2 separate regions of the Homo sapiens genome follow, and region 1 is linked to region 2. Evidence: read pairs that join two places in POLR2A ChIA-PET (ENCODE). Cell type or tissue: OCI-LY7. All regions are shown on one strand.

Region 1 (5,000 bases), 210 kb after region 2:
CTGTCTCAGTCTCCCAAAGTGCTGGGATTATAGACATAAGCCACCATGCTCAGCCTTAATCAGAAATGTTTTATGTCTTGAGATGTCTGACACAAATATGATAAAAGAGTAACAAAATTCTAGGTTTGAGGTACATAGATGTATATCACCCTGTTTTATATTTCTGTATTTTTGAAATTTTTTATTATAAAACAACAAGCAAAAACTTGCAGAAATGAAAAGAAGACTTGATTTTAAATTACAAATATCATAAACTAGAAATTCCACATTTAGTAGAAAAATAAGAATATAGTAGAATTAGATAATACTGTAAATAAACATATATACATTAAACATATTTATGTGCAAACACATATACATACATGGAGAGAGATACTTATACATACATATATATATAACACACAGAGAGAACATTACATCTCTCACGTAGATAATATACATTCTCTGAATATATAGAGCATGTATTTGGCCACAACAAAGAGCTCTTACAAATTTGTCAACAAATAACAAAATGGTCCTCAAAAAACTAAAAATGGAACTACCCTATGATTCAGCAATTTCACCACTGGGTAAATATCCAAAAGAAAATAAATAAATATATAAAAGAGATATCTGCACTCCCATGTTTATTGCAGCACTATTTGTAATAACCAAAATATGGGCCGAGCATGGTGGCTCACACCTGTAATCCCAACACTTTGGGAGGCCGAGGCGTGTGGATCACGAGGTCAGGAGTTTGAGACCATCCTGGCTAACATGGTGAAACCCCGTCTCTACTAAAAAAGAAAAAATTAGCTGAGTGTGGTGGCATGCACCTGTAGTCCCAGCTACTTGGGAGGCTGAGGCAGGGGAATTGCTTGAACCCGGAAGGCAGAGGTTGCAGTGAGCTGAGATTGTGCCACTGCACTCCAGCCTGGCAACAGAGCAAGACTCTGTCTCAAAAAAATAAAAATAACCAAAATATGGAATCAACCTAAGTGCCCATCAATGGATGAATGAATAAAGAAAATGTGGTATAATACATATATATGATGGAATATTATTCAGCCATTAAAAAATAATGAAATCTGCTGGGTACGGTGGCTCATGCCTGTATTCCCAACACTTTGGGAGGCCAAGGCAGGCAGATCACGAGGTCAAGAGTTCAAGACCAGTCTGGCCAACATGGTGAAACCCTGTCTCTACTAAGAATACAAAAATTAGCCGGGCGTGGTGGCATGTGCCTGTAATCCCAGCTATTTGGGAGGCCAAGGAAGGAGAATTGCTTGAACCTGGGTGGCAGAGGTTGCAGTGAGCCGACATTGCACCACTGCACTCTAGCCTGGGCGACAGAGCAAGACTCCATCTTGAAAAAAAATAATAATAAAATAAAATAATAATGAAATCTTAGTCAAGTGTGGTAAGCATGCCTCTAGAAGCTGAGGCAGGAGGATCTCTTGAGCCTAGGAGGTTAAGGCTGCAGTGAGCTGTGATTGCACCATTGCACCCCAACCTAGGCAACAGAGCAAGACCCCATCTCGGGAGAGAGGGAGGTAGGGAAGGAGGGAGGGAGGGAGGAAGGGAGGGAGGGGGGAATGAATGAATTCTGTCATATGCAGCAACATGGATGGAACTGGAGGTCATTTTGTTAAGTAAGCCAGACACAGAAAGACAAATGTCACATGTTCTCATTCATATGTGGGAACTAAAAAAAAGTGGATATCATGAAGATAGAGAGTAGATGGGTGGCTAACAGAGGCTGGGAAGGGCAGGGGATGGCGGCATAGAGAGAGGTTGATTAATGGGTATAAATACACAAATAAAAAATAGTGTTCAATAGATGGGTAGGGTGACTATAGTTAATAATAATCTATTATACACTTCAAAATGGTTAGAAGAGAATAATTTGAATGTTCCTAGCATAAACAAAAGATAAATATTTAAGGTGATGGATAACCCAGTTACCCTGATTTGATCTTTACACATTATATGAATGTATCAAATTATCACATGTACCCTGAAAATATGTACATCTATTATGTATCAGTTTTTAAAAATAACAAAACAGGCAAAGGATATGTATAGATTGTTTATGGAAAAGCATATCCAGATAGCCAGCAAGCTCATGCAAGGATGTTGTTTATTGGTAATTAGAGAAATACAAGTTAAAGTAATAGTGAGACATCATTTTCACCTGTTAGGCCTTCCAACATTTAAGAGTAGGTGATCTTGAAAACAGTGCTGAGTGAAAAACTAAACAAATCTATGACAAGTCCCATGTTTATAAATTAGAAATGCATGCATACAATAAACATGTTAAAAGGAAATATACAATGAAAGGATACACATTAAACATGAGAATGGTTTCCTAGAGGGGTGGGGAATGGGAGTGGGAAATGGAGATAACAAAGAAATGGAAAGAATAAATAAAATTAAAATTAAATATAAAATAAATAAATAGGGCTGGGTGCGGTGGCTCATGCCTGTAATCCCAAGTGAGGAGTTTGGACCATCCTGGCCAATATGGTGAAACCCCATCTCTATTAAAAATACAAAAATTAGCCAGGCATGGTGGCACACGCCTATAGTCTCAGCTACTTGGGAGGCTGAGGCAGAAGAATTGCTTGAACCTGGGAGGCAGAGGTTGCAGTGAGCTGAGATCATGCCACTGCACTCCAGCCTGGGTGACAGAGTGAGACTCTGTCTCAAAAAATAAATAAACTAGCCATGATATCTATTGCTGGAAGGATGTAGAGGGAAAGGAGCTTTCTGACACTACTAATAGAAATATGAAGTGTTTTCCAGACTTTCTGAAAAATAATCTGACAACATATCCTAGAAATAGTGGTAATGCTTGTCAGCATACAAGTCACTAAATAGATCATCCGTACTGTGAAATATGATGTGACCATTAAGGGAGAATCAGTACTGTGTCGGATGCCTTGAAGGGATTTCATAAGATACTGAATGAAAGACAGTGTATAAAAGTAAGTGTACTGTGGTGCCGTTTTAGGAAACAATGACCCCTCCCCCACACAAGCCTTTAAATGTGTGTGTGTGTGTGTGTGTGTGTGTGTGTGTGTACAAGAACAGAGAAAAATAAGAAAGAATATATGCTACATTGGTGTAGAGAGCTAATGGAGGGGGAAGGACAAGAGAGGAAACTGTGTAGGAAACCAAAAGAGGAAAAAGAAAAAATTAACATTGCACTAAAAAATTAATCACAGGTATATGATCACATTCACTCATGAATGTAAAATTTTGTATATATGGGGATATTTGTAGACAGAAATTAATAAGATTTGTATTTGTTTCTTTAAAGTATGAGTTTTTCAGATGGTTGGAATTTCAGGACACAGATAAGATATGTTGGTCATAAGATTCTTGGTTGTTGCCTGATAACTCTACTTTCTGCCTATACAACCCTGGCACTGAGTTTGATATCTCTGTGATTTGTAATATTTGCTGAATCTTTGTGGTTATGGTTCTTTCTCTAGTGATTTCATTATCCACATAGTTTTCAAGAAAAATAGTAAAAACAAGTTTGCTGGATTAACAGATAAAACTTTTCAATTAGTGGGTCCCAATATAAAGCTTATTTAGGAGTATGTGTCTTAGAAATTAGACACTTAGGAAAAACATTCTTGTTGGTCATTTAAAATGCATTTTGATAAATGAGGTATGCATAGAAAAAAATTGTAGAGGAAGAGCATCTTGTCCGTAATTTAACACAGACTAGGTTTTTGAAGCTTACAGAGCTAAAGTTGTAAATATAGTATTAATATAAAATGTATATACTTTTTTTTGAGACAGGATCTTGCTCTGTTGCCCAGGCTGGAGCGTAGTGGCACAATCACAGCTCACTGCAGTCTCGACCTTCTGGGCCCAAGCGATCCTCCCACCTCAGCCTCCCAAGTAGCTGGGACTACAGGCTCACATCACCATGCTCAGCTAATTTTTGTATTTTTTTTCTTTTTTTGTAGAGACAGGGTTTCACTATGTTGTTCAGGCTGGTCTCAAACTCCTGAGCTCAAGCCATCCTCCTGCCTGGGCTTCCCAAAGTGTTGGGATTACAGGCGTGAGCCACCACACCCAGCCAAAATGTACACACTTTTATGAAAGGGCTAAGTGCTAACAAATAGCATTAAGACAAGTGTTAGGAATCAGTACAGGCCCAGTGTGATTTACTATATTGTATTTGTATTTCAGATGCCTTTGGTGCTTCATGAAGAATATTTCCAGATATCTCACAGACATTAAGCCTTTGCCTCCCAACATAAAAGACAGACTGATTAAAATAATGAGTATGCAGGGACAGATAACAGATTCAAATATAAGTGAGGTAAGAGTATGAATAACTGTAAAGCAAGCATATTATATTTTCTGTTTAGATATGGTTTTAGATTTTTGGAACAATGGTATATGGTAAGACTGGTAATCATTTTTAATTTTTTTTTTTTTATACAGGGTCATGCTCCGTTGCCCAGGCTGGAGTACAGTGGTGCAATCTCAGCTCACTGCAACCTCCGCTGCCTGGACTTAGGTGATCCCTCTTCAGCCTCCTGAGTAGTTGGGACTATAGGTGTACACCACCATGCCTGGCTAATTTTTGCATTTTTTGTAGAGACAGGGTTTCACCATGTTGCCCAGGCTGGTCTCGAACTCCGGAGCTCAAGTGATCCATCCGCCTCAGCCTCTCAAAATGCTGGGATTACAGGTGTGAGCCACCATGCCTGGCCCACATTTTAGAATATTATAAAGTATAAGGGTTTGTTTTTTTCCCTCCAGATAACCAAAATGTCCATATGTAATTATCAGAGGAACCTGCCCCCAATATTTCAATGTAGGTTCTTTCTATTTTTCCTAAGTGTCGGCTGGTCTGAGAAATAAAGAGAAAGAGTACAAAGAGAGGAATTTTACAGCTGGGCCGCCGGGGGTGACATCACATATCGGTAGGACTGTGATGCCCACCTGAGCCACAAAACCAGCAAGTTTTTATTAAGGATTTCAAAAGGGGAGGA
Region 2 (5,000 bases):
TCTTAAAAAAAATCTTTTGACCAGATTTTAGATGGACAAATAGCAAACATTCCTATTTCTTGGCTTCATTTCTGAAATTTGCACCAAGAAGAAGCTTTTTGTTTTTGTTGTTTTTTGTTTGTTTGTTTTTGCAGGGGTGGGGGTATATTTGCCTATTAGAGGTCTAGAATAATCACTATTTTATTTATTTGTTTGTTTTTCCCGAGACAACTCTGTCACCCAGGCTGGAGTGCAGTGGCTCGGTCTCAGATCACTGCAACCTCCACCTCCCAGGCTCAAGTGATTCTCATGTCTCAGCCTCCTGAATAGCTGGGACTACAGGCGCGTGCCACCATGCCTGGGTAATTTTTGTGCTTTTAGTAGAGACAGGATTTCACTATGTTGGCCAGGCTGGTCTCAAACTCCAGGCCTCAAGTGATCCGCTCGCCTCAGCCTCCCAAAGTGCTGGGATTACAGGCGTGAGCCACCATGCCCAGCACTAGAATAATCACTATTTAAAGCTGTTGTCTTTGAAATGTTTTAATAAACTTGTTGAGTATGTGGTTCCATTTAGCTCAGGAGAGAAGGCTGAACAAACAAAGGAACAAAAAGTTTTCATAAATTTATAAATTTCATAAATTTAAATATAAACTATATAAATATTTTATATTTAAAATATAAACCGATGTTTAAAATCAAAGGTATACCTGAACAAATGAGAAAACCAACACAAATAAACACACAGGAGACCCAAACCAAGAAGCCCTTTTAAACCAAGCCCTTCATTAAAACTTGGCTTTAATCAAGTTTCCCAAAGAGGGAGCAAAAGTTAGCAGCCCTTACAGGATCCAGACCCTCCCAAGGACAGCTTAGAGAAAGCTTCCCTAGCAACAATTGGGGTGCAACCCCACATTTGTTCACCATATTCTCTATGGCCTCAGCTTTTCAGCCCAGTGTCTGCCAGACCTTCCACAAAGGCAGACCTTCCCTTGTGTGCCCAGCAGACAGACAATGAGAAGAGACAGTCACTAAAAGAGGAAAACAAAAGCTGCCCATGGGGGTGGAAAGAATTACAAATGGGCACCCCAAAACCTCAAGAGTCACACCAAAAATTCAAAACAATTAACCAAGCTAATTCTTATAAATGTTTCTCCCCTGAGCTAAAGACATCCCCTGAGGAAAGGAATTTTTTGGTTGGTCCGGAGAACTTTAGCTCTGTTTCAAATCCAATCTCGCTGGAATGCTGCTTAGCTAATTCCCTAAATGCTAACATTTCAAAAACATGGTAAGGTTTACATCTCCAAAGGACTGAGAAAGGCCTGGAAAATGCTGGAGTGACTTTAGTAAATCCTGCAGCAAAGTTGAGCAGGCAATTTGAACATTTAAAGAATTTTCTGCGGGTGTTAAAGGAGAACTCTCCAGAAAAAAAAGTTTTAGCCGTTAACAGTCCAAATTTCCAAAGGTTGGCCAGGTGCATTGGTTCATGCCTATAGTCCTAGCACTTTGGGAGGCCAAGGCTGGAGGATCTCTGAGTCCAGGAGTCTGAAACCAGTATGGGGAATATAGTGAGAAAGCCATCTCTACAAAAATTTTTTTTAAAAATTTAGCCAGGCATGGTGGCACATGCATGTATAAGTCTCTGCTACTTGGGAGGCTGAGGTGGGAGAATCACTTGAGCCTGGAATGTCGAGACTACAGTGAGCTGTAATTGTGCCACTGCAACCTCTGCAGCTTGTCTCAAACAAAACAAAACAAAATAAATTTCCAAAGGTATACCTCTAACTGGGACTCAAAACCTGTAAGCCTTTTTATGGTATATAATCAGATGCATAAATTATGCCTGAAGAGGGTGCAAGTATGCAGTTCCCCTCAAGATCTGAAATTTCTTCTGAAGATAGCCTAAGAAAGTAAAGACCCTCATTATCAAGGCAATGAAGGTTGAGACAATTAAGACAAATTTCCCTGAGAGATGACACATTTGAAAAAACAGACATTTCAGACCCCCGGCTGGACTCACAGCTGGCCATCTGACATAAGCTCAACAATGTACGCTCTCTGAGGTGGTAGAGACTGGAGAATAAATTTGCTGGTGACAAAGCCAAGCTTCTCAAGAAATTAAGCAGGATGAAAGGAGAATCTTATGATTTTTCCTCCTTATGAGAAGCCCTACAAAAAGAGAGCGACAAGGGAAATAAAGACCATCTTTGGAAACTAAAGAACAATAACCAACAGTACCTGAAGCAGATTCACAAGAGTCACATTTCAAAAAACTAATTGTTTTTTATTTGTAATTTTTTTTTCCTGCCAATCTGAACCTGGAAAAGAAGAAACAGGGAAATTTTTTACCTTCCTCTCTTGACCAGGTACCACAAATAGAAGTCTGGGAGAAGCTAGTTGGGCGCAGTGGCTCACGCCTATAATCCCAGTACTTTGGGAGGCCGAGGCAGGTGGATCACGAGGTCAGGAGTTCAAGACCAGCCTGGCCAACATGGTGAAACCCCGTCTCTACTAAAAATACAAAAATTAGCTGGATGTGGTGGCAGGTGCCTCTAATCCCAGCTACTCGGGAGGCTGAGGCAGGAGAATCGCTGTAACCCAGGAGGCAGAGGTTGCAGTGAGCCGAGATCACGCCACCATTACACTACAGCCTGGGCAGCAGGGGGAGACTCTGTCTCAAAAAAAAAAAAAAAAAAGAAGTCTGGGAGAAGCTGACTTTCATAAAAATCCTACCTATTTATATTGGCTTCTGCAAGTTCTCCCAGGATTCCACTTATAGGTCTTGGAGTGAGTGGAGTGTCTCTATTGGTCCCAACTGAGTTGCCAAATTGTAGAGGAGAAAATATAATTTTTTTCTTTCCCTCATAGGTTCTTATTTGAGACACTCCCCAAAACAATGAAGCCATCCTTGTAATTAAAAGTGGCAACAGAAAACACCTGAAAAAAGGCCTCAATCTGAACCATGTCAGGAGGTTTAGAACACAAGAGGACTCACCCAGTGAATTCCAGGGCTATCAAGATCAATGGAGTGCAAAAGCGTCCTGCAGGTACCTTTGCTTGGGTCCATGGTGGCATCAGAGATCAAGAGGGAACTGCTCTGTATCCCACTTCTGACACCACGTAATATAAACTAATAAGAAATAAAACCAACGCTGTGGATCAGCAAACAAAAGAGAAGATATTTTAGCCCAGCATGATGGCTCATGCCTGTAATTTCAATACTTTGGGAGGCTTAGGTGGGAGGATCACATGAACCCAGGGGTTAGAGACCAGCCTGGGCAACATAGTAAGACATTGTCTCTACAAAAAATAAAATTAGCTGGGCACGGTGGCGCATGCCTGTAGTCCCAGCTTGGGAGGCTGAGGTGGGAGGATCACTTGAGCCTGGGAGGTGGAGGTTGCAATGAGCCAAGATTGTGTCACTGTGCTCCAGGCTAGGTGACAGAGCAAGAGACCCTGTCTCAGAAAAAAAAAAAAAAAAAAAAGGTATTTTAATTGGGGTCTTTCATGACTTGCAATTTAGGAGACACAAATCTGTTCCATTCAGACAAGACTGGGCAGGGGCTTATAAAGGTTTCTTGCAAGTTTACACAAGTTGAAAATTTTAGCACAATCCATGATTGACAATGGTTGATTGACAGCTTGTATGTCTCTAGGCAGTAATGAGCTTAATTCAGCACAGTTGTCTCCTCAGGAGGTTGGTGATTAGACCTGGTGTAAATAGTTCAAATCAAATACAGCTGCTTCTTAAAGAAGTTTTAAATTTGGCTCAGTTCAAAGAGGTCAAATTCCTTCTGGGTGTGTACGTGACTGGGGTTCAACTCCCAACTCCTTATGCCCTCTTGGCTCCTTTTTAGAGACCTCTGACATAATCATCTCTATTTTGGATTTCTTTTCACTCTATCTATTATCTATATATCTATCTATAGTATATGTGTGTATGCATAAATACTGTTAAGAATTCCTTTGTATTTCACAGAATGCATAGATTAATTGGAAGAGATTTTCCTGTTTTTAATTTTTAATTTTATGTTGAGTCCTCTGATCCAGAGACTGTCTCTCCATTTATCCAGGTGTTCTTTTATATCCTTTTTTTTTTTTTTTTTTTTGAGACAGGGTCTTGCTCTGTCACCCAGTCTGGAGTGCAGTGGCATAATCTTGGCTTACTGCAACCTCTGCCTCCTGGGCTCAGGTGATCCTCTCACCTTAGCCTCCCAAGTAGCTGGGACTACAGGCATGCACCACCCACCACACCCAGCTGGTTTTTCTTTTTCTTTTTTTTTTTTTTTGAGACAGAGTCTTACTCTGTAGCCCAGGCTGGAGTGCCGTGGCTCAATCTCAGTTCACTGCAACCTCTGCCTCCCCAGTTCCGGTTCAAGCAGTTTTCCTGCCTCAGCCTCCTGAGTAGCTGAGATTACAGGCGTGTACCACCATGCCCAGTTAATTTTTTTTTTTTTTTTTTTTTGAGACAGACTCTCGCTCTGTTGCCGGGCTGGGGTGCAGTGGTGCAATTTCAGCTCACTGTAACCTCTGCCTCCTGGATTCAAGCGATTCTCCTGCCTCAGCCTCCTGAGTAGCTGGGATTACAGGCGCACACCACGCCCAGTTAATTTTTGTATTTTTAGTAGAGACAGGGTTTCACCACATTGGCCAGGATGGTCTTGAACTCCTGACCTCGTGATTCACCCGCCTAAGCCTCCCAAAGTGCTGGCATTACAGGTGTGAGCCACCATGCCTGGCCTAGTTTTTGTATTTTTAGTAGAGATGGGATTTCATCGTGTTGTCCAGGCTGGTCTCAAACTCCTGTGCTCAAGTGATCCTCGCGCCTCAACCTCCCTAAGTGCTGGGCTTACAGGCATGAGCCATTGCACCTGGTTGTTTATATCTTTTTATACAATCATACAGTTTTATGCAGTCTTTGTAGGTAGTCTAGTTTCTCCTGCTATTGTAAGGAAACTTTTCCATTGTGTTTCCTGATTTATTATTTTGTCCTATATATTTAGTTGTGATAAGTATATATAACA

The links. Peaks named below come from ENCODE experiments on the same cell type or tissue, not always from the same donor. Only the 100,000 strongest peaks of a DNase experiment are listed, where the experiment ranks them.
Region 1: POLR2A ChIA-PET joins it to region 2 with 5 read pairs; 9 of 35 experiments call an interaction of 5 or more read pairs at or near these places.

What each region holds. Positions count from the first base shown.
Region 1 is chr12:31,708,614-31,713,613 of GRCh38, reverse strand. AMN1 (antagonist of mitotic exit network 1 homolog) reads left to right here. Exons shown (of 7, transcript NM_001113402.2): 2 at 4,189-4,321. Among named protein-coding and RNA genes, the nearest start is that of AMN1, 18 kb to the left of the region's middle. In OCI-LY7, no CTCF peak of the experiment used is centred here; no DNase peak of the experiment used is centred here.
Region 2 is chr12:31,913,743-31,918,742 of GRCh38, reverse strand. No RefSeq gene overlaps it. Among named protein-coding and RNA genes, the nearest start is that of LINC02422, 29 kb to the right of the region's middle. In OCI-LY7, no CTCF peak of the experiment used is centred here; a DNase peak (open chromatin) is centred at 3,102.